4 separate regions of the Mus musculus genome follow, and regions 1, 2 and 4 are each linked to region 3. Evidence: chromatin loops called from intact Hi-C (ENCODE). Cell type or tissue: left cerebral cortex. All regions are shown on one strand. Region 1 overlaps Arap1 (ArfGAP with RhoGAP domain, ankyrin repeat and PH domain 1). Region 2 has its middle 39 kb from the start of P2ry2. Region 3 overlaps Arhgef17 (Rho guanine nucleotide exchange factor (GEF) 17). Region 4 holds the start of P2ry6 (pyrimidinergic receptor P2Y, G-protein coupled, 6).

Region 1 (8,000 bases), 470 kb before region 3:
CCTGGAACTGTCTGAGCAAACCAAGGGAAATCACAGCACCCTGGAAAAGCAGCTCAGAAAGTGACAAAGAGAGACTCTCGTCTTCCCAGCCCTCCCACCTGCCCAGCCCCGTAGCCAGAGCTGCCCCTCACTCACCCTCAGAGGCCTGCTGAATCCTGTCCTAGGCCTAAGAACTCCTAAGGCTCCAGCCAGGTAGACCAGTGTGTGCCAAGGTGTCCTGTGTCTGTCCCTAGAAGCCTGTGTGGGCTCTGGCTGTTCTTGTGGCCAGAAGCCCTATTGTCGTCTGTGTCTGAATCCTGTTCCCTTGTATATGTGAGCCCCAGGTATGTCTATGCACACCTATGGGTAGTGTCTCTGAATGTGTGTAAATGTGTATGTATCTGAATATAATCATAAATATGTCAGGGAGGGGAGGGAGAGAGAGAGAGATTGTGTGAGTATGTGTGTATGTGTGTATCCAGCTCTGGTCTTTGCTTCCTGCTCTCCGCCTCTCTTACCCCTTCCCCGCCCCCCTTCTGCCTAGGCCAACACACTTCCTGAAAACACTGAGAGAGAGAGAGAGAGAGAGAGAGAAAGAGAAACGTCACCCATAATCCCCTGGGACAGATACTTCCTCCCCGCCCCTCAGGCCACGCCAGCACCGTGCAAACTAAAATGGGGCAATTAGCCCTGTCAGCTGGTCCCCTGAGGCCTCACAGGGTATGTATCCAGGAAGCCCTGATTCTAGCTAGCCCTTATGGTGCATTTCCCATCCCAACCTGCTGAAGAGGCCCAAAGAAGCTGCAAAATAGGCTCCCTGAAGGGAAGAGTTTCTGCCCCAGCAACAGGTGATCAGGCTTCAGAAAGACCAAGGGATTGGCTGAGCGGCAAGGCATTCTGGGTCAGAGAAGGGAAACCTTGCAAGGTGTGACTCCAGCCAGTGGCTAGCCACTCTGGGCAAATACTTCCTTTTCCTCAAATACCTGTAGGTATCCAAGTACCAGAGGAGGAAGCTGAGACCCACAGAGAGTTGGAAGGGTCTGTGTGGAGTGATTCTAGGACCCTTGGTCAGAAATGTTTCCTCTGTGATCCAAAGAAGCAAGTCCTGAGGATTTTGTCTCTGACACCTGAAGCCGGGTGAACAGGGTCAGGAGGCAGGATCTGAACACTGGTTTCCCCTCTTGAGCGGAGTGGCTTTGGGCAAGTTTCCCCTCAGCCAGTTCATGGCCATGGGCTGAAATAACAATGTGACAGATGTAGAGGTGAAGTGGGGTCTTCAGGCTGCATGCCAGCCTGCTTCTAAAAGCCCCCAATCTGACTAGACAGGAAGGAGGGAACCCCCATCTTTCCTTGTTTTCTGGTTTGCTTACAGCTTTTCTGTGACCTAGAATCCTATCAGCTTCTTGCTTCCCACCATCTCTGCTGAAGGCACCCCCACCCCACAGGTGGGATGACACGAATTAAGGAGGAGTTAGATGATGAGCTCGGGGCCCCTTAGCTCAATGCCCAGGGTGGGCTGCTCACATCATCTGCAGACGCCCAAGCTCAGCACCCCAGTGTGAAAGCTCCTGGCCTCAGGGGCCTTTCGTCTCCATGACGTGTATAAAGGGCTATTAGGTACTGCTCGCCAGGCGTTGGGGATCCAATCGTAAAGGAAACTGACGAAGAACCCACAGCCCTAGGAGAGCTGACATTCTAACGGCTCTTGGCAGCATATGCACACACATATGTGCACAATGACTCACACTTTGACAGTACACAAACAATAAATGTGCCAATTCATTTACCCAAACAGCATCTGCACACTATTAACAACACAGCCTAGCACTGCAATCCCCATAGCAGCAATAAGCCACAGGCCCATGTATATGTCTGCTCAGCCCAAATGAGCCACATAGACAGGCCTGTCACCACTGAAATTGTACAGATCCCTGTACCTATTGGGATCCAGCATGGCCACCTGCAGAACCAGCACAAATATGCAAATACACAGACATGCTACCACCCAGACAGCTGGCCATATGTGCATATGTATACCTAGACATGTGGACAGACATGTGGACAGTCAAAACACCCACTCACATAAAATAAAAATTAAAACAACAACAACTAGGGGCTGGAGAGATGGCTCAGCGGTTAAGAGCACCGACTGCTCTTCCAGTGGTCCTGAGTTCAATTCCCAGAAACCACATGGTGGCTCACAACCATCTGCAATGTGATCTGACACCTTCTTCTGGTGTGTCTAAAGACAGTGACAGTGTACTCATATACATTAACTAAATACTACGAGCTGAAGACTGCAGATGACTCTTGATGTGTCATCCCCAGGAAAAAGATGTCAGGCCTGGCACCATTTTGCCCCAAGGGGATCAAAGATGCACCCTCTGCCTCCACGTCCACGGAGTCAACAAACTGCAGATCCAAATGTATGCGGCAAACCCACATGTGTCGTGAATACATGGAGAGCTTTTCCTTGTCCCTGTTCCCTAACAATCTAGTATGGTAGTTACCTACAGAGCATTTACAGCGCATCTGGCATTGTGAGTAACGTCCAGATGATTTGTAGCGCAAGAGATGGGGCTGGAAACACAGAGCAGTGGTGGAGAACTTGCCTAGCATAGGCATAGCCCTGAGCTTGATCCTAAAGCACAGAAAAACAAACAAACAAACAAACAAACACCAAAGCAAAAAAAAAAAAAAAAACCATGAAGAATGCACAGAGATTTCTTGCAAGTATTACACCATTTTATAATCCCCCCAGCCCCATGACTACTGAAGAACCCGATGTCTTAGAGGCCTTGACTCCCCATATCCTGGCCAAGTACCTGCATTCAGACTGTGAGAGTGGAACCTTGTATCCTGGGACTCAGGGCTTCGGATAAGATTTTTATTTACCCTAAGAGTTTCCTGAATAAGTACAAGTGTCAGGAGACCCACAGAGGGCCCAGATAAGTTAGAGAGGGCATCAGGTCCTGAGGGCAGAGGGCAGAGGCCAGAGGACATCAGGTCCTGGGGGGCAGAGGGCAGAAGACAGAGGGTGGAAACCCCATTCTTGTTTTCTTTTCCTGATTTGCTTATAGACCTTGGTCTATAGTCTAAAATTTTATCTCAGCTGAATTCTTCCCATTGTCTTCTTCTAAAGGCCTCTCCCTTCCTAAAACATCGCTGGAGGGTTACCCTGGTGAAGTGGAAACTTAATGGTTTCTTTGGAAAGTCAGTTGTGTCAGATGGTGTTTTGCTGGGGCAAACATGTGAAAGAGTGTTTTCCTGAGGCAGACACAGGTAAAAAGACGTTCTGCTAAAGCAAGGACGTGAAACGGTGCACGATGAAGGATTCTTCAATAACCACACGCGTGTATTCATCCACCTTACATCGCATTGTTGGACTTTGTTTGTCATGATTCCATAGAGAGAAACACACCAAAAAAACTTCTCGAGAGGTTCCCACGGCTTCTTGCCACTTCCACAGACGCAGGACAATTGACAGAGTGACGTCAGCAGATACAGACTCACGTGAAGTTTTGCTAAGACAGACTCACACGCTGAGACAAGACCCGTGGAAGACGCATGACTTTTGGGGGGAGTATAAAAAGGACCCAACGGACAGAGACAGGGGCTTCTTGATCTCTGCTTCACTGAGAAAGGCACAGCCAAGAATTTCTCCTGGCGGAGCAGTGGTGGCGCATGCCTTTAATCCCAGCACTTGGGAGGCAGAGGTAGTCAGATTTCTGAGTTCAAGGTCAGCCTGGTCTACAAAGTGAGTTCCAGGACAGCCAGGGCTATACAGAGAAACCCTGTCTTGAAAAAAAAAATGCCCCTGCCTTCTCTGATGGTCCTGGTCCCTCCTGCTGACTCATGCCAATTCAGCTGAGACCCGGCTGTCACTGCTAGGTCCTGCCACCGCTACTGATTCCTGTTTGCTAACCTGACACTACCAACTAGACTGCTAGTAAACTTGTAAAATGCTCAGGAGTCGATCGAGCTGCCACTGATGATCTCTGTGACCTGAACTACTGGTATCCTAACAATTCAAATGAGATTTGCTCCAAAAAAGAATTTCTAAACAGGTCCACTGCTCCCATATACTAATAACCTTTCTTTTCTATTACCTCTGGTGGATGGTGGACTTGAAAGGAGGTTAAAACATTTAAAATTAAGGTTAAAAAAAAATCAAAATCTACACCCTGGGTTAGGAGAAGGCAGGAGAAAAGGGATGTGGCATGGTAAATCCAGGGTATCTTGAATTCCAGCAACTCTGAGTCTTCTCTCTCTCTCTCTCTCTCTCTCTCTCTCTCTCTCTCTCTCTCTCTTCTGCACTCAGGAGAATGGCCACTAGAGGGTACAATAGCACTAAGAACCATGAATCTATACTGTGGAAACAGGGTCCCAAGGATCCAGGAAACAAAAAACATCTTGTGATTTCTTCCATCAATTACATCTCATAATTTCAGACCTGGCTTGGGCTAGAAGATCCTCTGACTCAATGCTACTCTCTAGATGGACAAAACCTCACAGGTTTTCTCCACAAAAGTGCACCCTGCCCCCACCTCCCATCACTCCCACACGCCTGCATGGATCCAGCTAGTCCTTCCCAAGCCTCAGGTTCCCAGCTAGAAATCAGAACACAATTCCCACCTTCCACAGAAGGCTTGCTGCAGACATCAATGAAATTCACCAACACCGTCCAGCAGTGACAAGGACAAGAGACCTCTGACAGCACATCCCTTCAAAACTCCAAAGGAGCCTGACTTTAGACGCTTCTCTGGCTGGCACCAGAGCAAACAGCCGAGAGCTGGGAGGAATGAGTAGTGGAGTGTCCATAGAAAGTGGGAAAAGTTCGGGGAAGCAAGGAGGAGACTAGCTGGAGAGAGGAGAAGGAATTCTGAAGAGGACCGACAGTAAGCAGGTTAAGCAGGCTGCCGCTCAGACAGGTCCTGGGATTTGGGTCCCCCCTATTGCTGGGATAGACACTCGCGACCCTGGTGGCTCCCCTGCTCTTTCTACACATATCTAGGTATCCTTAAGTCCTGGCTATCCTCCCGTCTGCCCCTTACCCAACTCTGCCCTGGCCTGGCCCTGCTCTCTTCTCTCTAAACCTGTGTCCCCACCAGCAGTCAGGGTCATTCCTCCAACCCTGGTTCCTCTGCATTCTAGGTCTTTCCACCCACCAGCCGTGATGTCACTCACCTGGCCTGTGGGTAGGGGGGTCCGGTTCGAGGAGGGACAGGAGGAACGCTGGGTTCTACCAAGTGTCTCTTGGCAGGCAGTGGGGGCAGCACAGGATCTGGGGCGGCTGTGGATGTCGGAGTGAAGCAGGCAGGTGGGAGGCAGCTCCTGCGGGGTGGGATAGGTGGAGCGGCAGGCAGACCCTCATCCTCTCCAGCTGTGGGCGGCGGCTCTGGTGGAGTGACGGGCACAGGTGGTGAACGGAAGATGTGTCGCTTCATCGGCACGGGCCGTGGGGCGGGGCGAGGCAGAGGGACTGGGGGTGCATGGGCGCGGTGAAGACCAGCCAGGATGCGGCGGCGGTGGCCGGGGAGGTGCATGCCCATGTCTAGCAGGCCAGCATCGCTGAGGCCTTGGCACTCGGTGGCCCACACCAGTCCGTGCTGCTCAAAGAGTGCCGTGTACTGCTCCAGGTGAAGTGCCCGCAGCCACTCAGCTACAGACAGTGCGGCATCGTAACCCTCTGCCATGGCTTCTGTCAGCAGAGGCCCAGGGCTAGGCTCAGACCTGGAACAGAAGGTCACAGGTGAGAGGCGCAGCAACCCGGGGAACATGGCCAACAGTGTCGCTCTGTGAGCTTCCACACTATGCTGGTTCGAATCCTGAATGTTATAATTTCAAAGGCAGAATTCCAACAGAACAAAATCTAAAGCCTAAATCCCAGAGACTACAATCCTGAAAGACAAAAGCCTTGAAAGCTGAAAACTGAAATACCCAGACCTGCTTATGCCATGAACTCAAAGTCTATTCTCTCGCTGTTAGTGGCTTTCATGTTTTGACCCTGGATTTTGCTATGTGCCTCTTTGGCTCTGGCCTTGAACTAGCCCTAAACTTACTACGTAGCCCAGGCTAGCCTGAACTTACATCAGTCCTCCTCCCTCAGGTTCCTGAGCACTGAGACGATAGGTGTGTGCCACAATGCCCAACCCCAGTTCTATTCTTGTAGATCTACACTGTGACTACATACCAGGCAAAGCTGAGCTGCCAGGCCTGACAGAATAACCCTCGTCTCCCTACTCTGTGAGTCCCTGTGTTTGTAGCATCTACTCAAGGTTTCTTCACATATCATCTCCTCTACAGCCATCACACCCCCTACCTACAGGCTCAGCTACTGCCATGAGAAATGGCATGGTCGGTACTAGGCAAGACACCCGTACTCACTCTTCTCTGCAAGACACAGGCCAGGGCCCAATCCCTGTGAGGCACCTATCCCCAGGTGAGGGCCAGGTTTGGAGGCTCAGTGAGCACATGTGGGATGGAAGGCCACACTGCTGGCCTCCATGTCCCTTAAGTGGAGTGCCTGGGGGGAGGGGGGAAGACCCCTCGGAAAGGAGCCCCTGAAGGTTCCAGGCCACACAGCCTCTGGATCCTGGCCTTCTGTGCAATCCCCTCCCCTACCACCAAGACAGAGTTAAAAAACAAGCAAACAAACAAACAAACACATTAATTTGTTCATCCATTCGTTCATTGACTCAGTCATCAAAGCAGCCTGGCACTGGACAATGAGAACTCTCCCTCACACCAGGCACTGGACAGTGGGAACTCTCCCTCACACCAGGCACTGAGCAGTGGGAACTCACCCTCACACCAGGCACTGAGCAGTGGGAACTCTCCCTCACACCAGGCACTGGACAGTGGGAACTCACCCTCACACCAGGCACTGGACAGTGGGAACTCTCCCTCACACCAGGCACTGGACAGTGGGAACACTTCCTCACACCAGGCACTGGACAGTGGGAACTCACCCTCACACCAGGCACTGGACAGTGGGAACTCTCCCTCACACCAGGCACTGAGCAGTGGGAACTCACCCTCACACCAGGCACTGAGCAGTGGGAACTCTCCCTCACACCAGGCACTGAACAGTGGGAACTCACCCTCACACCAGGCACTGAGCAGTGGGAACTCTCACCCTCACACCAGGCACTGGACAGTGGGAACTCACCCGCACACCAGGCACTGGACAGTGGGAACTCTCCCTCACACCAGGCACTGAGCAGTGGGAACTCTCCCTCACACCAGGCACTGAGCAGTGGGAACTCACCCTCACACCAGGCACTGGACAGTGGGAACTCACCCTCACACCAGGCACTGAGCAGTGGGAACTCACCCTCACACCAGGCACTGAGCAGTGGGAACTCTCACCCTCACACCAGGCACTGGACAGTGGGAACTCTCCCTCACACCAGGCACTGAGCAGTGGGAACTCTCCCTCACACCAGGCACTGAGCAGTGGGAACTCACCCTCACACCAGGCACTGAGCAGTGGGAACTCACCCTCACACCAGGCACTGGACAGTGGGAACTCTCCCTCACACCAGGCACTGAGCAGTGGGAACTCACCCTCATATCAAGAACTTGAGAGCCTCTTTCTGCTGAGAGTCCAAGGAAGACAGGAAGAGGCAACTAAGAGATCCAAAGAGTGAAGGCTCTTGGTCATCCCCACAGCACTGAGGAGGTGATGGTAGGGTTCAGCACTGAGCTAACTTAACAGACTTAAACAAACCTCATATAACCTCAAACTACGAGAAAAGTCCAATTGCAGGGGCATGGAGACATGGCTTAGAGGTCAGGAGCACTCGCTGCTCCTCCAGAGGACCAGCAACCATGTTGGATGGCTTACAACCACCTGTAACTTTAGTCCCCCAGGGATCCAGTGCCCTCTTCTGGCCTCTGAAGGAACCTGCATACATGTGGCACACATACCAACAAGCAGGAACACACACATATGCACATAATTAAAAATAAAATCTGAAAAACATTCCCATTACAGTGAGGAACAAGACAGTGATTTT
Region 2 (8,000 bases), 140 kb before region 3:
TTGTACATGTAACCCCATGCACATTAATACTGAGCACAAGTTTGTTTGTTTGTTTGTTTTAATGTAATAGTATTTCTCAGCAGTTAGGGACTTAAAAAGACTGGGTGTAGCTCAGTTGGTCGAATGCTTACCTAGGATGCACAAAGCCCGGGATCCCAGCCCTTCATAAATCTAGGTTGGTGGTCCATTCATGAAACCTCTGCACTCCAGAAATAGAGGCAGGGGTTCAAGGTCATTATCAACTGTATAGAAAGTTCGGGACCACCCTGGGCTACTTAAGATCCTATCTGAAAAACAAAGCAAGGAGGATGCCAAAGTTCAGGTCCTCAGAAACCTTCAGATGCTCAGTGGCTGTAGTGGCCCACCTGTAACTCCAGTTCCAGAAGGCAGAGACAGGAAATCCCCAGAGCAGGCTGACTAGCAAGATTAGCCAGACTGGTGAGCTTTGCCTCTGACTGAGAGACTCTGCCTCAATGAACATGGTTGAAGAGCAATTGAAGATGACATCAGTTTCCACATGAACACACACATTCTCTCTCTCTCTCTCTCTCTCTCTCTCTCTCTCTCTCTCTCTCACACACACACACACACACACACACACACACACACAAAACACACCATAATTTGTGGAAACGTTGAATAATGTACCTGGATACCTGGGTGTGCCTTGCCCACATACATTGGCTATAAACATGTAGCTGAGGCTAGCCTTGAACTTTTGGCTCTCCTGCCTTTCCCTTCAAGTGTTGGGATTTTAGGATGGAGTTTGTGTGGTGTTGGGGAGTGAAGGCCAGGCTCTGTGCATGTTGGAAAGCTATTCTGCCATAGGAGCTTTATAGCCCTTCTGTTCTGTTTTTGTTTTGAGTCAGGGTCTTGCTATGTAGCCCAGATTAGCCTCATTCTTGCCTAGATCCTCCTACCTCAGCCTTTTGAGGGATGACGTAACAAGCATTGATCACCACACCAGGCTAAAATGAAACTTTCTTCCTAGGGAAAGGTAAACTATGTGGCCTGTCTTTGGAGCAACATGGCAGTTCCTCTGACAAGCACAGAGGTTCCATACACTTAGAAACTTCAGCCCAGCACTCTGGAGGCTACACAGTGAGACCACCGTTTCAAATCAAAACAAAAAGTTTAGAAACTCCACTGCTTAAGTATACATCCAAGCAGGGTAATTAGCATAAATTAGCATAAAACTGTGGTTGAACAGTGGTCAGAATACTATCCAAACAGATAAATAAAAAGTTCAGTGACTAAGAGCACTGGTTTTCTTCCAGAGGACCCAGGTTCAATTCTCAGCTCCTATATAGTGGCTCAGCCATCTATAACTGCAGTTCCAGGGAACTACAGATGCAGGCATCAGGATTACAAGAGGCATAAGATGTACATGCATAACAAAACACCCACACACATAAAATAAAATAGAGAATTTAATTTAAAAAATTTAAATACAGACAGTGAAACTGGGTTTCACATACCCATTATCCTAGCACTCAGGAAGCTGAGGCAGGAGGATTGCATATCTGAAGCCAGTCTGAGCTTCCCAACATATTTCATAAGATACACTGATAAATCCTGGCTCAAAAGACCAAGAACTGGGAATGAAACTCTGGTAGAATGCTTGTACAGTATGTTCAAGGCCTTGGCTCCCTCCCCAGGGTAGCCCTCAAAAAGCAAATGTCAAACAAGGCAGGGATGTAGCTCAGTGCAGTAAAGTGCTTGCCCAGCTCGCAGGGAGCTCTGCTTCAATTACCCACATCAGATAATGCCAGACATAGTGATGCATGCTTTCGATCCCAGCAGGCAAGGAGGTGCAGGCAAGAGGACCATCCTTGACTACATAGTGAATTCAAGGTCTAGACTCAAAAGATCCTATCTCCCTGCCTACACACTGAGTGCTAGTTAGTCATAGAAAAGAATGAAACACTGCTATTTCTGGCTTATCTGTGACCTAGATGAAACCTGAAAGCATTACACTAAGTAGAAACAGCATGGTTCTGTTTCTGATTATGGGAAGAATCCAGACTAGGCAAGTCCATACAGAGACAAGGAAGTCTGAGGATGTGGGGTGGGGTAGGGGAATAGAAGAGTGGCTGTATATTAATGGACATGCACTTTTGTTGACGAAGATGAAAATATTATAAACTGCTTGTGGTGCCGGTTGGAGAATATTGGGGAACATACTACATATCATTAACACATACACTTCATCATTTCTACTATTATTATCCAGTACAATGATAGTAATAGAAATCTTTCTAGAGACAAGATTTCACCGTGTATCACAGGATGGCCTCCAAGTAATTATATAGCATAGGCTACCATCAAACTTGTGGCAATCCTCCTGCCTCAGCCCTGTGACCACCATACCTGGTTTAAATTGTATACGCCACATGAACAAATTATATGGCATATAGATGCATATCAATAAAACACACATATATGAATAAGTAAATGTAATTAAAATACTTTTAAAAAACAATTTCAGTATTAAACCCTGTGCTAGCATTTTAATGTCTCTAAACACTTTCCTTTGCACAGCTGTGCATAATTAACTTAGACTCTATCAGTGGAGTTTGATGCTTTCTATTTGTTCCTTTGTTTCAAAACATTTCAAGCACAAGGGAAATGAACAGCATAAGGAGCCCCTACACCCATCTCCTACGTCAACAGTGACTAGCACGACTCTTGCTTCTAAAGCACTGATTCAATAAACATTCTTGGGCAGAAATTTTTGCCCCCATTGTATACTGAATTCAGCTCAGCTTAAATCACTTCCTCAAACCCTTACAATGGCTTTACAAATGGTGTGATGATTCAGACCTGGCTTTGCCCTTGAGGAGCTCCTAGTCTGGTGTGGGAGAGAGACACTGCATTGGAGTGACCAGTAGGGACAGAGGCTGTGTAACGGGAAAGAGCAGGGCCCTATTACCCAGGAGGGTCCTAGTGTGGACGAATTGCCCCCATCCTGGAAGACTAACAGCTTCCCCAGCTCTGCGTTTCTTCCTTTACGCCACATGGTGGCGCCAAAGTCATCTTTCCACCTTTGGCAGCTTAGTGAAGGCTCTCTCGGAAACACTCTCAGAAGGACTGTTCAGTGTCTCTTCTTTGAGTGACCCTGTCTGGTGATGGTCTTCTCGTAGCCCCAGACTTCTCATGTGGTATATGAAGAAGATAGATGTAGTGAATTCTCTGGCATCTGGACTCCCGAGGAGAGTCAGCTCTCTGCAGGAGGCCAGAGGCTCCACTGCCCAGCACATGCTTAAAGAGGACTCAAGGATTCACAGGGGTCTCTATTCTGTCCCAGGAGAAGCTAATGGCCTCTCTGCCCTTTTCACTTTTTACAGAGGTCTATAGGAGTGGCTTTTTATTCTAGCAACACGCATCTATGTAAGGCATGCGGGGGTGGGGGTGGGGGTGGGGGGTCGGGGGTGGGGATCCACCTCCTGAAGCTGCCCCTCAGGAGTTACCAAGTGAGGACAGTTTAAGGGACATATTCTTGATACAGCGGCAAAGTTATGACTGTAGGTGGAGGAAGTGAACATGAGTCACTAGAGACTTCCAGAGGCCAGGCCGGATGTAAGTCCCCAAGGGCATTCGCCTATTGGGCACTAGAAGGATGCTTCTCATATAGCTGAGGGCATTTTGACAAAGAAGAAGGTGGAGTAGGGTATGGGAGGTGGGATGGGGTGTGGGAGGTGGAGGGTGTTTACTTTCCAGAGGGCTTTTGTGGTAAACTAGCTGGCTGCCTCTTCACCCTGGGCCAAGAGGGAAGGGCCAGGGGTGGGATAAGGGGTGTGGCAGAGCCAGACTCCGAGTATCTGTCAGGGTCTGCTTCCCAGGGGCCTTTCTGGGCTGTGACCCTAATACCTCTCCTTGGTCCTCTCCAGAGGACCCTTAACTTAACCCCGTGAGCCAGCCAGGGTACAAGTCACTAGGGGAAGGCAAGGCCAGCCCACACATCCTGAGGGCCTACTGTGTGCCAGGCAGGCCTGGAGTGGAACCCTTCTCTAAACCGAGTTTCTTCCTCATTTCACAGAGAAGGAAGTAGGAAGGAGCTGGCCAGCCGAGGGAGGCCTCAAGCCGGGATGTGTCATCCTCCCTTTCTCCACTCTCCAAGCTTGTTTTCTGAATCACCGTGCATGCGTGACCCTTCCTCATCCTCCCAGGCCTCGCCTCTGCTTCCCTTGTGCATTCCCCAAGGCCACCAAGCTGCGCTGTGCTCTCAAGGTCACGTTCACAAGATGGGTGTGCTGATGGACATTGGTACAAGTGTATATCCCAGCCCTGTCTGCTGCTGATCTGCTCTGTGACCTTGAGCAAGTCGCTCGAAGAGCTCTGAGCTTCAGTTTTGTCTATTCATTGGTGTTGTTAAGAGAATCAAATAAGATACTAAGTATAGTTGAACTTTGTGGCACATGTCTATAATCCAGCACTCAGGAGACCAAGGTGAGAGGATTGTGGGATCTTGCCTGACAAAACCAAAAACCATATCAAAAGAAAGAAAGAGAGAGAGAGAGAGAGAGAGAGAGAGAGAGAGAGAGAGAGAGAGAGAAGGAAAGATGTGTAACATTTTTAATACCTCATCCTGGTATGGTGTTCAATAAAGGTTAGGTTTTGTTAATTTTTCTCCCTTTTTTTCTTCATCACCTTCTTCTTCTTCTTCTTCTTCTTCTTCTTCTTCTTCTTCTTCTTCTTCTTCTTCTTCTTCTTCTTCTTCTTCTTCTTCCTTCTTCTTCTTCTTCTTCTTCTTCTTCTTCTTCTTCTTCTTCTTCTTCTTCTTCTTCTTCTTCTTCTTCTTCTCCTCCTTCTCTTCCTCCTCCTCCTCTTCTTCTTCCTCATCATTGTTGTTTTGTTTTGTCTAGGTTTTGTTGTTGTTGTTGTTTTGCAAGACAGGGTTTCTCAGGGTAGCCCTGGCTGTCCTGGGTGTGTGTGGCAGTGATTGTAAACATGTGCTTTCATGCCTAGCAGAACCTGCACTTCCACAAGCCCCTCCAGCAGTCAGGCAGAGAAGGGAGCAGGTGGAGCTGCTACCCTGGGTAGAGGAAAGGCCCTGACTTTGGGGCTGGTCACTGGTGTCTCCAACCTACTCCCAGGAGACACTTATCTACTCTCGGATCCTCCTACACCCTTGGGAGTTGGTACTAAGGTTTGAGGTTATCTAATTCAGCCTTGAGAGGACTGGTCAGTCCCCTTAACCCTGTCTCAGGAAGACATAAATAGCGATGCTCCTCCCTGGTACCTCCCCAAGCTCTGAAAGGCTGGCGGCTGGAACCCAACTCAAAGCCCAAGGAGCTGGCCAGGGTCCCTCTTGTCCCTCAAGCTCTTTGACCTGTGCCTATAGGAATTTGTGACTCTTGGCACCCAGCATGGTGACAAGTCCCTGCTGAAGCCTTGGCTGGTCTCTCCACTTGAGCTGGGTGAGGACGCCATTCCTGGCACTGTGGGAGTCTACAGCTGGGGCCAGTCCCTGCTCCCTTTGCCTTGGAGCTAATTTTAGGGCCTCCTAGTCCATGCCTCAGCTCAGCCTGGGTCCGTTCCCAGCCTCTCAGCAGTGAGGTCAGTTGGGGTCTCAGAGGATTGAGAAGGCCAGACCCGGCTTTGGCTCAAGAGGTGAAATTAGAATCCTCGTCCTCTGTCCAGCCTCTCCCACCACTGCTTGGGAAGTCACCCTCAGAGCTAACTGGCAGGATGTGACGAGAGCCATCTTTTTCCAGCCAGGGACATGCTCAACTTCTCTGCAAAGAGACAAATGAAACGCTGTTAGAAAGTTACCAGAGATCAGAGAGGTCGGAGCAACGATCCCTGGGAGAACTGATGCCTCCATTCTTCATCTGCCAATCATGCCCGAGAGCCAATCATGGCCGAGCTAGCACTAAAACTCAGGCCTCCCCAGTTGGACTTTACATCCTATGACCTGTGGATGACAGCGCGGAATGAGAGAGAGGGGAAGGGCCTTTTCAGGGGTCCCCCAAATGCCAGCTCAATGAGCAGTTTTTTTCATTCTTTCTTAGGATTCTTTTTGTGACAGTGTAGCCCAGACTGATCTTGAACTCACTATGTAGCCACGAATGACCCTAAACCTTGATCCTTCTGTTCCTACCTCCTGAATAGGTGCGTACCATCATGCCTTGCTTTGTAAGAGGAGTGTATGTATGGAGATTGGGAGGTACAGGGCTCATATAACCCATGGGTGTCACCAATTCTCTATGTAGCAGAAGCCGGCTTTGAACTCCTGATCTTCCTGACTCTGCTCTCAAGTGCTGGGTTTATAGGGGTGAATATGCTCGGTTATATGAAGTGCTAGGGCCGAGTCCAGGGCTTTTTGTGCCTGCATTCTACCTAACAAGATACATTCTCAGCACTTCTGTCTTTTGGGGGGAGAGGTTATTACTCTGTAGCCGAGGCTAGCCTTTGAACTTGCTACAATTCTCCTGCACCAGCCTCCTGAGTGCTAGACCTTGTACGTGTTAGGTAACTGCTACATCTCCAGCCCTCTCCTATGAAATAGGTATAAGGACACACGATCCCAAGATGTATGGGAGGGGCAAAGGGGGTGAGAGGAGTTTAAAGACTGTTGGGGACTCGGCATACAGTATGCCCACCCAGGGGATAGGGTCCCTGTCTGCTGGGGCCCTCCTTGTCAAACCTCAAGCTTGCCCCTCCCCGAACCCCAACCTTCCCCACCCTGCTCCCTCAGGACTGTGTTGCCTAGCAACAGTAACTGGTCTTGAGGACAACCTAAGCAGAGGGCAAGGGGCTGCAAGCAGGGGTCAGGAGGAAGCTATAGCTGCTCCCCCACCTGTCACCAGCCTTTGCCCCTTCTGTCCCTGAACTGTTACTCCTGGGTCCTTCCCACCTCCTCAGCTCTTCCTGTTGCTCTCAGTTGGCTCTCTCCAGGAGGGCTGACTGAGCAGGATGCTAACTGGCAGGCAGGCAGCCAGCCAGCCAATGAGCTGCCGTTGAATCTTCTGGAGATGTCTCTCTCCTAGTAGCCAAGGAACCCCTGAAACACTAGACTGGAAACCTTGTGTCTGAATCCCCAACCTCACATCTGTCTGCATCACCCAAGCCAGATGGGTCTCTCTCTGAGTCTCAGCTGCCTCATCCCTGTTCATTCTGGTTCATTCCCTGACGTCTCCTATGGGCTGTGCCTGCCCTCTGAACCTGATGGTGCCCAGGCTCTGACTGCAGGTGGGCATATGAACGGTCTGTGTGTATTTGGCTGGCGCTCAAGAAATACTTAGTGATCTATCTTAAATTGTTTTGAGCCAAACAACTGTAACCACCCTGACAAAAATGAAGATATTTTAAAGAGACTTTGGGACTTTTCTCTGTGGCTATCGTGATAATGGTCCCCAAGACTTTAGAATTTTCCCAGGACTCTTCATGCTGGGAGAAGGAAAATCATGAGATCTAGTGCCTCCCAAGGAGAGATTTCACAACTTGTTAGACCACCATGTAGGAAGGACAGAGTAGATCCCAAGCAATGATAGGCAGGAGCTCACCTTGACCAGAACTTCTTAGCTCTGTATACCCACAGCCCTCTGTGTAAGTCTCAACCTCATGTCAGGACCCTGGGGATCAGCTTGGGCTTCATGGGGCCTCTTGGCTCATCTTTTGATTATGGATCCATTAAATGAAACTTCTTTCTCGGCTCTTCACTAATACTTGCTTGTTTAACTGTCCTGTTGAGGGTAGAAGGCTGATCTCATTTATGAAAAACCATTGGGAATACACACACACACACAGACACATACACACACACACACAGACACACACACACACAGACACACACACACACACACACACACAGACACACACACACACACACACACACACACACACACACACACACCTTTTTACTCAGTTCACTCCCAAAGAGGACTCTCCAGATGGTGGAAAATGGAGGAATCTAAAGATAAACAGAGAGGCATCGTGGAGCAGGTACTATCTTGAGCCGGGGCTGACAATGGCAGATTGCTCCATAGCCATTGGAT
Region 3 (8,000 bases):
AAGTTCCGCCACCTCTCTGAGCCTCCAGCATTGTAGCTGGAGGGGACCCTGGATAGCATCCTGACTGCTGGGCTGATGGGGAGGGAGGAGATGGGATGCAGAGGGTGGCTTGCTGGAACTTGTCGGAAGTACACGGAAGGCTGGCAGCCGAGCTCATTGTGTTCCTGGAGTGGGCAGGTGGGAAGGCCAAGGGGCGGGCGCCTGTTTAAAAATACCCACTGCAGCCTGGCACAGCAAGCCGGGAGGGGCAGGCCCTCTGCCCGCCCTCCAGATCCAGGAACGGCAAGGGTTACCATGAGCAGACACATTATACTCTGTCTCAGGAGAGCTCTTAGTCCAGCCGTCACCACCCTGAGCAGGCACCCTCATCCTCTCCAGAGACACAGAGATGCCAGAGTGTGGAGAGGTCACATCTCAGAAGCTAACTAACTCCGCCACTGCTGTGGACTTGGCTTTTGATTTCTAGTGAGTCCTTGTCCCTTGGAGTCCTAGTTATCTATCAAAGAGCACAGTTGGCCTCTCCCTGGCTGTCTCCCCCATCCATCAGAACAGAGAAGAGAGATCCTGGGAGCCATTCCTCACTCCCTTTATAATGGGGATACTGAGGCCATGGAGGGGCCTTGGATTGCCATCTCCTGCTTCTGGGCTTCTGGACCTTCCTCCCTGCCCCCAGCATGGCCTATACCAACTCCCCACCCCCACTCCAGGGCCCCAGTGGTCAAATTCCAGGGCTGCCATTGCCATGGCAACAACCAGCTCACAAGGCCTCTCCTCTGGGGTTTTCCACAAGGCCCTTGTCCAGGGAGGAGGCAGAAGGGCCTCCCACCCCTAGGGACTAGGGAGTCAGGAGAAGGCTGGGGAGGAGGTCAGGCCCAGCTGGTTTCTCGTTTGTTTTCCAAACAAGAAAATGGGAAAGGCCGTTAGGACTGCCAGCAGATAGTTGTCTGTTGAGGCACAGAGTGGGATGGACAGAGGTGACCATCTAGGCAGGGGCCTTGAGAGCCACAGAGAAAGCCTCCAACCTTACTTAGAGAATCACCCCCATAGAAAAACCCTAGACCAAACATTTTGGAATGGTAGGTGGGGGAAGATCCTCCCAACATCCCAGCCATTCTATTGGCCTTGGTAGTCTGAGCTGGTACCCAGACATTAGAGGGTCCAGCACATGTTGGCCCTTCCTCCATAGGGTAAGCTGTTCCCAGAGTACCAGTGGAGGGAGTGACTGAGCCCTTCAGTTCTGTGGGATGTGCAAGCAAGGACTGCCAGGGACTATTTTGGAGGAGGCTAAACTGGTCGTTCTTAGACATCTGCCTTTCAAGAGTCTCTTAGAGCCTTCTTCCTGATGTAACGATTCAGCCTTATTTATAACAGCCAGTATTTGTTGAGTGGCGTCTTGACTCCTGGTACTGTGCGAAATAAGTGCTTTCTAATCCCTGCATTATAGATGAGAAAAATCGAGGTACAGGTTGGTCTTCTGAGTCAGTCAGCCATCAAGAGTGTCCCTGGCTGTGTATTATTCTGTCCTGTTCCCATGCCCTAGGCCCCGCCTACCGTTGACATTCTGGTGGCTTCTTCCAGGTGTGTCCCTTTTCTCTCTGTCTTTATCTCTTTCTCTATCTTTATTTTTAGATGACATTGAGGCAATACAGTTTGTCGATAGGAGTGCCCTATGCTTTCATTTGATAATACAGTGGACTCCTTCTCTGTAACTTTTCAGAGGTCTTCCTAAGGGCCCATGACTCAGGAGCCCTCCCTTCCCTGTAGCTGGAGTTGACGCGGGCTGTGTAGGTAGAGTCCATGTGCGGAGAGCCCAGGCTGACACTCTCAGGCTAACCCCTGGCTGGAAGAAGCCCTCCTCCTGGCACTCTAGACAGATGTAAACTGTCCCAACTTTTCTACCCAGGGTCCCCTGGGGTGGAGTCCTGCCTGCTTGGCAGATCTTGCTTGGGTCGCCAGTGACACAAGGTAATAATAGGGCCCACCCAGGAGATTATTTTGAGGTTAAAGCCAACACCTGGGAGGTGCTTAGTCAGCAGAGAGTGGAATCCCTCCACAGATAGACCTGCTATTTTTAGATCTTTGCTGTCTTCCTGTCCTTGGGCTCTGTAAAGTTAAGTGATTTATCCAAAGTCCCAGCCACTTAGTGGTCAGTGGCTGCAGGAGGATTCGGGTCCAGCCCACTGCCTAGTCTTGAGAACCCAGCAAGTCACGACTTGCGCTGAGTCTCAGTGTTGTCACTGAGTTGATATGGAGTCTTAGGAGACTTAGTGCTGCGCTGTTCTGCATACTCCATGGTACCGAGTAGACAGCACTGCCACTTTCTGTTGACAGCTACAAGTCTGGAGACTCTGAAGACTCAAAGCCAAAGCTTCAGGAGTGGTCCTCTGAGCCGTCAGGATGCCTTCCTAGGGTGGACTTTGGTCCTGGGACGTGAAGCCACCCCACTGGCTGACACTGGCTGACCTCAGATGAGCATCTTCTGGGAGCTTCTCTGTTCAGCTCTAGGGCTGCTCACTAATTGATGGGGAAAGCACAGAAGAGCCTAGAAGCACAAGCTGCTGGTGGTCAGCAGAAATCACATCTGCCAGTGTGGCCCAGGCCTAGTGGTGGCCCTTGAGCCCCCACTGGGAAGGAAGCAGAGCAAACTGGCCTGGTGTGATGACAGAAACTTCTGTCAGGTCTGGGTTGAGCCCGACACACTAGGGTTGATGTAACCACTTGGTAACAGTATACCCTGGAGGGCACGGTCGGAGTAAGGTGAGGTCACAGTATATCCCAGCTACGTGGGTACTTCTGGCCAAGTGAAGAGACCCTAAAACCCTGAGGCCCTACCGGACTATGGTGGTACACGCCTTAATTCCCAGGAGGCTGAGGCAGGCAGAGCTCTGAGTTCGAGGCCAGCCTGGTCAACAGAGCTAGCTCCAGGACAGCCAGGGCTACACAGAGAAACCCTGTCTCTTTAAAACAAACAAACAAAAAAACAAACAAGCAAACAAACAAAAAACCCCTGAGGTCCTGAGACATTCTGTGCTGGGAAGTAATACCATTCGTCCAGCAGAAAGGAATGGCGCCCGCTGAGTGGTGGCAGCTGGCAGCGCACACCTTTTTCCTGACACTTGGAAGGCAGAGGCAAGCAGAACTCTGTGGGAACTGGTCTAGAAAGTGAGTTCCAGGATAGGACAGGGCTACACAGAGAAACCCTGTCTCCAAAAAACCCAAATCACAAAACAAAGAGAGAGAAGGGTGTTGGTGGTGGGGTCTGCCCTACTGCCCTTTCATTTTAGGAGGTTGATCATAGACACCCGTGGCCTCCTCGCTGTGCCTATTCATCCTGCGGACACTTGCTGTCTTTGTCTCTATTCACACCTGTGTGCTGACTGTATGCCCTGGGGAAACGGCTCTAGGCCTTAGTGGTGCCTCCTCTATCCTGGAGCTCCCAGATCTTGTTACTGCCCCCTGGTGCCCGAGGTAGCGTCCTCATAGGTCTGTAGCATAATAAAAAGGATGGACTGATTTGGGAGTCACAACGGGGCAGTTGGTGGGGCAGTTGGCGCCTGCCCTGGCCTGAGGTGAGGTTGGTGAGGGAGGAGATTTAAGGCTCCCTGGAAAAAGCAGAGAATAGATTAAATGGGACTTGACCCAGCCAAGGGCAAGGTGCGTGTGGGGATGGACCCCGTGCTGAGGGCTGGGAGGGCACAGCAGCAGGCGGAACTCGGCCACCTCATTTCCCGGGGCCTTTGGTGGCCTGAGCAGAAGGGTTTCTGGCATTGTCTAAGTGGGGAAGATGGCGTCTTTTGGCTGCGGGCTTTGAGAGTCCCTAGGATTTATACACAGCCCAGTCAGGCCCTGTCCTTTATTCCCTGGGGCACTGGCCTGGGGCCGGCTTGGCCTTTCCCAGGGTGCCTGGCCCAAGGCCCAATGAATCATCTTCCGCCCTACAGGCAAGACACCCCATCTCTATCAACAGTGTACAAATGGAGCCCCCCGCCCCCATGTGCCTGGTCTGAAGAAAGGAGGGAATTGGAGGGGCTGGAATCAAACCCTAGAAACTTCCGTTCCCACGACCCTTCACCCCAGCCTCCCTCCGTACTACCAAGATGGGTGGAGATGGTAGGGAGCCATTCTTTGTAGAACAGCCACTGAGCTGTAGATCTGGCATGTTCCAGGTAGGGAAATAGACACTGAGGAAAGGTATTTACAGCTACATGAAGGTAGGAGTTGAAGTTCAGACCATGTGGGGCCCCGGCCGGCCTGGGTAGCATTCTGAACATGGTTTGGATATTTGAATTTTTAGAGCTGTTAGGGAAAGTCTCCTGGAAGTCAACACATCCTGGGGTTCCAAGCCAAGGCAGGGCACAGTCCTGTGTGCAGGACTGGCAGGGATATCCTAGGAGCCCCTAAAATACAAACTTAGAATACAGATTTGTTAGCATTCTCCTCCAAGGTCTCACACTCAGTTATGCCTGGCTCCTGACCTGTAAAATGGTGGCTACGGGGGAGAAGTGGGCAGAGAGGTTGAGTTCAGAGTGGACTGGCTCATCCGATGCTTTTCACGTCTGCTGAGGTCCGACTTACCCTCCAGCCCCCATCTCCTACTTCTGTTATCTGGGATAAGGAACTTTTCTTTTGAAACCTAGAAGATTCAGCTGTATCCTCTTGAAACTGAAAGGGGTGGAGTGACAGAAAAAAACGAAAAGAAAAAAACCCCACATTAAAAAAAAAAAAATCATGCAGTTAAATTCAAACCACATGCCCTACAATCCCAGTCCTGCAGGCCTCTGCTGCCACCTAGCAGTGCTTGGTGGAAGTGCAGTCCTAGAGCCCCAGCTTCCTCACTTGGGCTTCATCAGCCATGCCTTTCTCCCAGTATGACCTCAGTCACCCTCTGGGAACCTAGTGGGGAATTTAGAACCCTCTTGAACTTTCCCACCTCCTTCATCTGTTTACAGAAGGGGAAACTAAGTCACAGAGCAGGAAGGCCAGCCAATAGGTACATGTTATGTACCCAGTGTATGTCTAGTTTATACTCATTCCTGTTTGGATTATTCTTGTAGTCCTGGGGCAGGCAGACATTGAGACCTCCCTTCTGTTTCCATCTATGTCTTAGCCATCCAGGGAAACGAATACAGCTGTCAGCCCCACTTCCTAATTCAGGGTGCCCCAGGTTTGGCCTGACTTCTTATTTATGTGCCCTGCAACTTAGTGAAGTCTTTCAGCTGCTGATACGCCATTTGCTTGGGGTTAGATCTTAGCCTAGGTCACCCCACTGAAGTTCTCAGTACACATCCTGTAGGAACCGGTGTCTTTCCTAGACCACGGTGCTCCTGGGAGGTCAGAGAGGTGCTCCTGGATTCTGTTACTGTCTTGGCAAAGTATAGATCTGTAGTGTGTTGAAGACTGGACTGGGGAGTTATCACAGGGCACTCAGGGACAGTGTGAGGCCTACATAGGGCTGTGGAGAGAAATTGTACCTCAGGTCCCCATCGAGGACCTCGCAGTGTATGCTCTACCCCAGGTCTGGGATGGGCCAGGAGTGTTGTGGTCAGGGATTTTCTTCTAGGCTGAGAGATGGGCCAGCCGGGTTTAGCCATCAGAAGACAGCCTGGAATCCAGCCAGGAGAGCGAGGGCTACCTCTTGCTTCTTTCACAGCCAATAGATCTCTGTTTTATTTTTTTACTACTGCCCCTGCTGGGGTCCCAACTTGACCCCTCTGGGCCAACAGATGAAATGTGGGTTCATGCAGAAATCAGCCTGGCTTCATTTCTCTGCCAGTAGAGCAAGAGCTCTAGGTCCAAGCACTGCCTCTTCCTGTCTGCAGGGCCCTGGCATCCTTGTCTGCCTCACTGGGCCTCTGTCTCCTTTTCACTGTGAGTTTCATGGTAGTCAGGTGGTGCCTGGGCTAGACTCGTTCCTCTCAGACTTAGCAGTTAATATTGATGTTTGGCTCGGGCCTCGTCTAAGCCGTTAGTTGGAACATCTATACATGGCATGTGGCCCGGGCTCCCTCCCAACATGTAGGCCGGGCTTTATGGCTATGCAGGCTGCCAGGCTTCATGGAGCAAGGTAGTCCCAGGTACTGGGAGGCTGAGTAGGAAAAGTTCAGGACCTGCCACAGCTAGTTCAAGGGTAAACTGGGCAGCTTAGTGAGACCCCTTATCAAAGTTAGAAATCTCTAGAGGAAGCCAGGTGTGGTGACTCGTGCTTTTAGTCCTAGCACTTGGTAAACAGAGTCAGAGGATTTTTGTAAATTACAGCCTAGCCAGGGCTACATAGTGAGACCATCTCTCAAAAATAAATGAGTGCCGGGCGTGGTGGAGCACACCTTTAATCCCAGCACTCGGGAGGCAGAGGCAGGCAGATTTCTAAGTTCAAGGCCAGCCTGGTCTACAAAGTGAGTTCCAGGACAGCCAGGGCTATACAGAGAAACCCTGTCTCGAAAAATCTAAATAAATAAATAAATAAATAAGCAGGGACTAGAGGTCTGGCCCGGCAGTTTAGCACTTGTTGCTCTTGCAGAGGACTTGGATATGGGTCCCAGCACCCACATAGTAGTCCACAACCATCCACAACTCTAGTTTCAGGGGATCCGGCACCTTCTTCTGGTAACCGAGAGCACCAAGTATGCATGCGGTGCACAAACATACATGCAGACACACACACACACACGAAATCTAAAACTTTTTAAATAAATTAAATAAAAACAAACAAAAGAACACCACAATGGTGGAGTGCTTGCATGACCCTGGGTTCAATCCCCGTCATCACTGGGACAAGCCAGAAGAGCAAGTTTTAGGTGTCCTGTGACTTCACTTCTGCTAGTGATCTGTGTCCAAGAGAGTAACAAAGGTCCATCCAGTCTGGAGAAGAGGGGCCCTGGACCTCATGCTGTGTGAGAAGAGTGTTTGCACCATGTTGGAGGAAGAGCCTACCAGATGGACAATGTTGTGGACACGAGCTTTGACAGATATCACCCGACACATCACCCCGGGGTGACTGTGAGGACAGGAGGCAGTCATGGAAAGGACGCAGTCCATGTGGAACCCACGGCAAATGCTTTGTAAGCGAGGGCTAGTGGTGTGTTGCTGGTTTCTGTTTGGGATTATTTTGAACGTAGCTGGTTTTGATCATTATTGAAAGACCCTTCAGTTTTTAACCTCTGCCTAGAACCCCATGGTTCGTTACAACATGGATTGCTGTGCAGTTGTGGCTACAGATAACTAAGGGGCCACACAGATGGGCCGTGCTTCATGTTGCTCCTAACCCCGTCTCCAGTTGCACACAGGACTCTGCCTCTGAAGCAGGAAGGCGCTTTAGCTCCTTAGGCCCCAGAGCTTTCCCTCCAAGCCCCAGAGCTCATCCTCCAGTGACAGCCCCACCCGGGGCAGCCAGTCCCCAGAGATCTCTGTGGCTTGGACATTTCCCTTCCAGCTGCCTGTGAGGCCTGGGAACTGAGAAACCTTAAGAGGCCTCTCCTTCCAGAAAGGAGGGTCTACTGATGGCAGGAAGTGATCTAGGGAACCAAGGGGAGTGGATGGGCAATGGAAAGGGTGGTAGGAAGCGGGGGCCCCAGGAAATGAAGTGTCTTCCCCAATCCACATACTAAGTAGCGTAGCGAGGATTTGAACCTGAAATACACAGCTCCATAGCCAGCCATCTTGGGCTCCATACCACGGAATCCTTTTGTAACTTTTGTCTCCTTGATGACGGAGCATCAGAGGTGGCAGCAGCCATTGGGAAGTAGATGGCCTATAGGCTGCGACTGTGTAGTACCAACTCCACTTTCATGGGTATGGGTGGGGCAGGAGAGCCAGACAGCACATCTGGGTTGGTAGTCCTTGATCCTGGCATGGCCCGTGGCAGCATTGTATTCATCTTCCAGAATGTTCCTGACTCAAGGGAACCTCTTTATATCATTGACTCGGAAAGAAGAGACCAGAGAAAGGTGACTCAGGCAGCCAGTGTGTCTCGGAAGTGCAGGAAGCTTGCAGGCTTGAAGGCA
Region 4 (8,000 bases), 58 kb before region 3:
GGGGTCACTGGGCTACTGGCTGCTGCTCAAGCTACTCCAGTCACCACACAGTCCCCCCCCCCAGGTGACCCTCCCTACCCCCCCAGGAAACCCTTCCCACCTTTCCAAGTGTGTCTGATACCCGTTCTCCCTCACTTCCTGCTGTGTCCTGCGGCAAGAATGGTGTGGTTTCAGGGCCAGCTCAGGGGTCCCTTCTGGGTTATGTCAAAGACTCCACAGGACAAGGCCCTCTCCCTGGAAACCTTGACTGCCTCTCACCATGGCCCCCTCTCCATTTGTCACAGCTGACGCTGACCTCACCAGAGGGCTAGAAAGTAAGGACGCCAAAAGAGAACCCCAAAGAAGAAAGAACAGTTCTAGCCCCCGGACTCCATTCAGAGGCCCCTGAAGCTCTTGTGCGTCCTTTAGTTCTTCCCTTAACCCCAATTCAATGCCATGTGGGTGCTCCTCACCCTATCATTCCTGCCTCAGTGGCCAGGGACTCCACCCCCAACCCCAGGACCTCAGACAGGAGGAGAAAAGCCCTTCCATCCCATAGTCCACTCAACAGCCTTGTTCCCAAAAAGCCTCTGTGCTCTGGAGTCCTCCCTCGCCTAAGGCAAAGCTGAAAGGGAGCCACAGTGTTTCCCCAAAACAGCGCTCTGATCCTCATGGGACAGACAGGCTGCAGCCTCATGGAACACGCAGACCTACAGAGCTTGGAAAGGCAGCTTTCTCTGGATGTTCTTCAGAGTGTCCTTTGGCTCAAGGTCAGAAACTTCTACCCCACCTCAATAGCCCTGAGCATGGAAGCTTCGCCTAACACAAACATCCCTGATAGTGTATTACTTGTGGGAGACTTTATATGGATGACCAGGAAATGTCACAACCTTGTCTTTTTAGTATGCCTTGTGGTGGTTGGTCTCTTTGCTTCCCTTTCCCTCCCTCTTTCCTTCCCTCTCTTCCCCATTTCCATTCTGTCTGTCTGTCTTTCTCCATCTATCTCTTGCAGCCGGAGCTCACTAATGCGTAACTGATTATGTTGCTCTCCTCAGTGCACATAGAACGTGAAGCAGGATTATCCTAGTGTTGGCTCCACCCAATCAGGCAAATATTTGTCTCCTTTTTACCTGGGGTGGCGGGGCTTGGGGGTGAGGAGGTGCGGTGAAGAGCCATAAATCCTTTCTGCTTTTTCTCTTTCACTTTGGCTCCTAGGATGCTTGGCCACCATGTTAGTCTGGGTATCTGCCCCTGACAAGACCATGTGGTACACGTGACCATTGTCTGAGCCATCCAGCTCTTGCTAGGCAGAGGAGTGGAGAAATCAAAGCACACAAAGAATAACTCTTCTGAGAAAGTCCGCTGGATTTTTGGGCTTTCTCCCTTTCTCTGTTGTCTCTTCAGCCTCTTGAATCGAGAGACACTGCTCCAATGGCCAGGGTGTGTGCCGTGTCAAAAGCGTTGTGTTCAAATCCTTGATCTGCTACTATGGTACTCTAAGAGTGTCAGGCTCAGAACAGTGAAGGGTAGCACTGAACCTCCCTTGGCTAGTGTGGGAGGGCTAACTGGCCCCGTCTCAGGGCTCAGAACGAACAGTTCCTGGCACATCCTAAGCTCTGTCCTGGGAGAGCCGGTGGGGAGGCTCTGGTTCTGTCTGGAGTATTCGGTAACTGACTCCTCTCTGATGTTGGAGATGCCTTCTCGTTAGTTAGGGCGGGGCTTCAGCCTGCTGCACTGGTGCTTCCCATGATGCCCCAAGGTGCAAAGTTCACGCTTTTAGCTCACTAAAGTTGAGCTGATCTGTGGCCAGGTTCATCCAGTAGATCCAGAAGGAGGCAGAGGAGCTTGGGCTAGTGCCTGTGACCTCATGCCCGCCCTGCGTTCCCCAGAGGCTGGATCCTGAGCTGAGCTGTAGACCAGTACCATCAGCCTTTCTTTGTACAGCCTTTGTGTCTCCATATTTAGTCCAGAATGGACCTCAGCCTCCATAGTGTTGGGAATTCTGCGTGCACCAGGCGTAACTGTCCTGGTGAGTTCCCACGTGATTCTCCTGTCTTTGCCACCCATATTGCTGCAACAGTGTTGGGATTTCAAGTGCATTCCAGTGTATGAGGCTTCTCGCTCAGGTTCTGACTCAGGTCCAGGACGTGTGGTGGCTGTTTCTGCTCTCTGAACTTTCTCCCCAGGCCTAGCACATTACCACGAGCCAGCGGCTGAGCGGTTCTGTCAAAAGCTATCTTCTGAAGAACTTTTGCTTGTTTTCTCTGTGCGGTCTGACCCGGGCCTTTCTAAGAATGAGCCCACCACACCACTAAGTGGCCTTAAGTGATCTGTATCCATGGGAAACCTCGTGACCTGTCTGTGAGGGAACAGAAGTCTAGCAGCCTTTGGAGAAATCGGGATCATCTCTTTCCTGGTTCTGCAAGAGCCTTGCACCATCTTGCTGCTAAACTAAGCTTAAACCCTGCATGGGCTCTGCTGGACATGAGTGCATAGGTATGTTATTGTGTGTGTGTGTGTGTGTGTTGTAGATCTGTGTACTAAGTCTGAATATGATGGGCATACTTCAGTAGGGGTTACACCACGGGTGGACATGGGCTACCTGCTCTTCTTCTGGGTATCTGTACTTTCCTAAGATGGCAAACAGCAGCCCCAGGATCCTAGTGGGATGGGTTGAAGGAGCTCTGTGGCTCAGCCAGAGCGCCCCCTACCCCCAGTCTGAGAACAGCACCCAGCTTACTAGCCAAGAGCTTGAAGTGACACTAACGCCCAGGGAGGCCACATCTCCTACAGAACCCAACCAGGCCTCTCCTATTCCAGACAGAACGGAGAATGGTGTTGACTCTCTCACATCTTGAGGGTGGCAAGGAGCCATCGGATAAGGGCCTTGGGACCTAGAATATACAAGAGACCATCCCTACCCGTGGCTCCTTCTCAATCCTCAGTGGGCAGGGAGAGCTCTCATCTATTGCTGCAGGAAGCACAGTTCTGCAAGGGGTAAATATACCCAAGGAAGGCCAGAAGGAAGGCAGTGAGCTTGATCCAGCAGTGGTCACCAGGGACAGGGCTCTCAGGGTAGCCTGGCTGTGTGGGAGTGTCTGACTTATTGTAGGTGGCTCGAGGCAGAGAGGTCATTGTAGAAGAAGGCTCAGTGCCCATTGCTTTTGGGCCACTAAAGGTCTGAGGATAGTGGGGCTTTTGGCCCTTCCAGAGAAGCCCACACCCAGGGCTGATCTGGCAGAGCCTGCTTAATCCCCTAAGCCTTCCTCCTCTTCTTATGCAACTGCTTTTGTTCTGGGGAAAGTCGAGGAGCCTGTGGTGGCTGCCACCTTACAAATCTCCTATGGCATCTGAGCTGCCCTGGAATTGCGGGCCTGGGAAAACACTGCTGTGGACTGGGAATTCTGGGGTACCCTGGAGTGAGGTATGTAGACAGCACAGCAAAGGCACAGATGCACACAAGCACTGTACCCCACAATGTAGAGGTGAACGCACTCCCTGACCAGCCCGCAAGTGTGCGTGCCCAGCATTCCTCCAGGTTGACTGCCACGTCCTCTCGCCTGGGAGCTGACCCTCTGGATACTTTGCCCCCCCCCCCCACTGCAGTATTCCTTTTCAGGATTTTCCCTACACAGGGACAGAGGGATCTTCCTGTCAGTGGCCTGCTATTGGGTGGGAGTAGCGACTTCTTTGTTTTCTATGAAGTCACACTTACTTCTTATCAAGAGAATGGGCCTGCTGCCAGGGGCCCTGAGAGATCAGGGTCTCAGGATGTGAGGAACGTGTGATACCCTCTGTTATCTTGGTCTGCACATTGCCTTTTAGTTACTGTGATGACCATTCATGGTACCACCAAGATGTGGGTGCCTTCATTTATTATCATCATCATCATCATCACCACCATCATCATCATCACCACCACCACCACCATCATCATCATCACCCCACCATCATCATCATCATCATCATCATCATTCTTACTACTGCAGCTGCTACTATTACTATTGCTATTACTACTACATCTTACAGATAGGAGAACTGAGATCCAGAGAGGGACAGACACTGGTTAAGGTCACACAGCAAATTCAAGCAGAGTTAACCAGTGCCATCTTATCCTTGGGCTAAGGGAAAATGCTTTCTGCCTCTGGGGCTTAGAGTATGAAAAATGGGCTTGGTTGGGAGCCTAGGGGATGGGGCAGGCTAGGACCACCAAGCAAGCTTTGTGTAGGGAATCTTGATCTTCCTACACCTGGAGCTGTGTTAGCTCCCTCACACAACTCCACTGTGAGGCTCTTCTTTCATGTATACATGCCAGGGAAGAGGACCAAGGGACAAGACACCTCTGCCTTGTCTTGGAACCCAGGCAAGGCCCCAGAGCCACCCCTCTGCTGGGGTAGGTCAGAGGGTGTATTTCCTCTTCTGGCCTGCAGAGGGCTTGCAGGCCAGGCTCTGGGCACAAATCAAAGCATTGGCGTTCCGAACTGAAGCAGGGCCCAGGAGCCTGCCTGGCCTTAGCTCCTGGCCTGCTTCCATCCTGTAGGGCTTGAGGTACGGTCTCCTCCAGGCTGGGTGGACTTCTCCAGAGAGAGACAGAAAGTGGTACAGGAAACGGAGACCTAGTAAATCCTAGTTCAGTCCACTTGAGGAGACCCTAACTCTACTCAACACACCTCTCTTGATTTTTCTCTAAAGCTCTCACCTCCGATCAGAGACTTTGCTCTGCACTCTCACTCCTAGTAAATGACACCAGACGAGGAGAAAGGGGATAGGGGATAATCCGATTGACAGGGAGGGGCTGTCCGGGCCAGTCAAGTACCCAGGCAGAGCTATCCATTGCCTTCTGCTGGTCCTGCCCAAGCCCCAGGATGGATGGAGGTTAGGGAGGAAGAGTCACCCCTGTTCTGCCCTTCTTCCAAGCCACCCTCTTTCTGAGGAGCCATTCTTGGTCCCTGGAGAGTGGTGTCTGGACATGCATGGTTGGAGTCACAGACAACAGATTCCTTAATCTTGGGGTCTGGGTCTCTCTTAATGAGCCTTCCAGGCACTGCTGAGAAACCAGGGTAATTGTTCCCTGTGGCAGTAATGAGCAGGAGCCAGGCTCTGTCCAAACTTGAGAGAGGCCAGGAGGGGAGCTGGTGTGTAGCTAGGAGCCTCCCTGTGCCCAGCCCTGGGCCTTGAGTGCTCCCTCCTTCCATCTTCCCAGGAACCCTCAGGCTAAACTGATGGTCCGACGGTCCCCATCGCTAGGCTGAGTGGGCAGAGCTAGGGGTGACTTGCTCCTAGTCCGGCAGTGGCTGACTCAGCCTTGTGCCAGACACTTGAGCAAGATCTCCAGATTGAGGCCTGAGAGACAGTGTCACTTCCCCTCCTGGTAGTCCCAGTTACCTCATCTGCCACCTCCCAGACTCCTGCACTCTGGGGCACAAGAACTGCCTGGTGGCAGGGGCTGCTTCGGGAGTCTAGCTTGCTCCAGTTCTCATGGCTTGCAGGCGGTTGCTGTGTCAGAGGGAGTTTTCAGGTAAGGGTGCTTCCCTCCTCCAGTGTTTGCCCGCTGTGCACACCATTGCAGTCCCGGGCTGGGTGCAGAAGGCTGAGCAGGTGTGGGTGGGTGTGGGGCCTTCTCCCTTCCTCTTATTTCCTCTACCAAGTTCTGCCCAGAACTAGGCTGCACAACACCGGGGGACAAGGCACAGAGGCCTGGAGTGGAGGAGGCAAGGAAATGGGGACCTGACTGTGTCTTGGGTGGGGAGGTGGAATACTGAGGCAGAGGTCAGAGTTTGACTTCTGAATGAAACATGACATTTTTTCCCCTTTCTGGGCCTCAACTTCTTACCTGTGAGTTCAAGTAGCTGAGCATGTGCCTGAGTATTGTCTATGCTAGATGATATAGCATATAAATGTGTTTAATCCCAGCAGAGGTAGGCAATCTCTGTGAGTTCAAGACTAGCCTCTTCTGCATAGTGCATCTCTTGTGTGTTGCAGGTCAGAAAGATCCTATCTCAAAAAAAAAAAAAAAAAAACCCAAAACTCTGTGTGTGTCAAATTTTAGAGAGTAAAGAGGGTCCCTTGGGGAGGGGCTGGGCGGGACTCTCAGAGCTGCTCAGGCGCCTTGGCAGGAACTAGCAGGAAGGATGCTAAAATACAATGTAGCCTGAGGTTAACTCCACTGGGAAAACGGATTCCCTGAGTCCAGGCACTGCTTGTTAAGGGGAAGAAAAGCAGAGTAATTGGATGTATCTGGGAGCAGGGCTAAATCCTTCTGAGGGTTTCTGTTCACATTTGCCTCTGCTGATCCTGACGGAGGAAAGGCAGGCAGGCGCCCCATATTTGGTACTGCTACCTCCGGAACGTACGAAGCTAGCTTTGTACCTGGCGCAGCCTTCCCAGCGCTAGGATTACATGCATGTACCAAGTGCTATGCCTTCCATGGTGCATCTGCATGTGTGTGCAAGACAAAGGTGTGGATGTGTAGTTCGTGAGTGTGTGTAGCTCCAGTGCCAGTGGGAGTTTCTACTGCTGAGACTCCATTTGGCTAGGATGAAGCTCAGCTTGTTGCAAAGCATGTCTGAAGCCCTGGGCTGGATCCTCAGCACTACAAGATACTGGGCATGGCAGTGAGTATCTGTCATGCCCCTACTCAGGATGTAGAAGCAGGAGGATCAGAAATTCAAGGTCATCCTCAGCTACGTAATGAGTTCAAGGCCAGCCTGGAGAAATTTTTTTCTTTCCTTCTTTCTTTTTTTCTTTTCTCTTCTCTTCTCTTCTCTTCTCTTCTCTTCTCTTCTCTTCTCTTCTCTTCTTTCTTTCTTTTTTTCTTTTTTTGGTATATCCTTACTATTTGTTAGTTTACCAGGAAGAGTTGGGGGGTCATAGTCTAGAAACTAACACTAACTATTATCTCTAGCCTGTCCTCTTGCCTCACCCTGGAACTGTTCCTACAGACTTCACTGGGGGGTGGGGGTCCCTATAGGACTGTCTTCAGTGCTGAGAATCTGCCTGGCTCCTCTATGCCACCACCCTCCCTCTGAGTCTCAGAGCTGGCTGGGAACCTCAGTTGTCCCATTGAATCTTTGTGATATTCCAATGTCTTCTGGAGATGCTACTAGTATTCCATTTTACAGACAGGGAGATGGAGGTCTGTGAGGAGAAGTGCCTATCTCAGAATTCATGGAATTCAGCCTGCTGGTGGCAATACTAGACTTCAGTTCCTAAGACCTAACTCGGTTTTCACTGTGGCAGCCTGGCTAATGTGCTGGCTGTCTGGCTGAGTGAACACCTCAATGAAGGAGCAAACAACTCCTTTGATGCAAAGCTGAAAGTGTGTGACTGGGGAGATTGCTCAGAGGTTAAAGTGTTTGCCTTGTAAGTGTAAGGATGGGGGTTCAGATCCCTAGAATCCATGTGAGTGAGGTGGGTCATCTATAATGCCAGAGCACAGGAGGTGAGAACAGGAACAAGCCAGCTAGCTGTGCTACCAAGGTCTGGGCTCAACTGAGCCCATATCAATGAATAAAGTGGAGAGAGCTTGAGGAAGATGCTAGATGCCAAACTCAGGCTTCTGCACACTTGTGCAGCACACACCCAAGTGTCCCCATACATGTGAACATACATGTACATACATTATACAAAAATACACTTGAGGGCTGGCGAGATGGCTTAGTGGTTAAGAGCACCGACTGCTCTTCCGAAGGTCCCGAGTTCAAATCCCAGCAACCACATGGTGGCTCACAACCATCCATAACGAAATCTGATGCCCTCTTCTGGAGTGTCTGAAGACAGCTACAGTGTACTTACATATAATAAATAAATAAATCTTTAAAAAAAAAATACACTTGAGAAAATTGGAAAGTAAAAGAAATCGTGCCCATTAATTTACTGAGTACCCAGGAGGCTGCAAGTGTCTCGGGAAGTACGTTCAGCCAGGATGAGCTGCACACGGGAGAAAATAAGGCATCGCTTTGGCTTAGGCAGGATGGTCACGGGTGCAAAGCCAGCCTGGGCTCCACAGTGAGTTCAAAGCC

Evidence for each region. Peaks named below come from ENCODE experiments on the same cell type or tissue, not always from the same donor. Only the 100,000 strongest peaks of a DNase experiment are listed, where the experiment ranks them.
Region 1: a loop joins it to region 3, with 2.4 times the contacts of the local background. A loop is called at or near these places in 2 of 42 quality-filtered maps.
Region 2: a loop joins it to region 3, with 7 times the contacts of the local background. A loop is called at or near these places in 14 of 42 quality-filtered maps.
Region 4: a loop joins it to region 3, with 5 times the contacts of the local background. A loop is called at or near these places in 7 of 42 quality-filtered maps.

The regions. Positions count from the first base shown.
Region 1 is chr7:101,370,668-101,378,667 of GRCm38, reverse strand. Arap1 (ArfGAP with RhoGAP domain, ankyrin repeat and PH domain 1) reads right to left here. Exons shown (of 34, transcript NM_001040111.1): 3 at 5,167-5,712. The coding sequence starts at 5,675. Among named protein-coding and RNA genes, the nearest start is that of Gm35219, 20 kb to the right of the region's middle. In left cerebral cortex, a CTCF peak has its summit at 4,320 (motif pointing right); DNase peaks (open chromatin) are centred at 604, 767 and 4,330; H3K27ac peaks cover 324 bases.
Region 2 is chr7:101,047,021-101,055,020 of GRCm38, reverse strand. No RefSeq gene overlaps it. Among named protein-coding and RNA genes, the nearest start is that of P2ry2, 39 kb to the right of the region's middle. In left cerebral cortex, a CTCF peak has its summit at 3,017 (motif pointing right); DNase peaks (open chromatin) are centred at 1,861 and 3,044.
Region 3 is chr7:100,904,204-100,912,203 of GRCm38, reverse strand. All of the region lies in intron 1 of Arhgef17 (Rho guanine nucleotide exchange factor (GEF) 17), which reads left to right. Among named protein-coding and RNA genes, the nearest start is that of Arhgef17, 24 kb to the left of the region's middle. In left cerebral cortex, CTCF peaks have their summits at 3,467 (motif pointing left) and 4,796; DNase peaks (open chromatin) are centred at 38, 822, 3,437 and 4,796; H3K27ac peaks cover 1,614 bases.
Region 4 is chr7:100,961,716-100,969,715 of GRCm38, reverse strand. It overlaps P2ry6 (pyrimidinergic receptor P2Y, G-protein coupled, 6), which reads left to right and starts at 5,350. Exons shown (of 3, transcript NM_183168.2): 1 at 5,350-5,497. In left cerebral cortex, CTCF peaks have their summits at 2,714 and 4,397 (motif pointing right); a DNase peak (open chromatin) is centred at 5,287.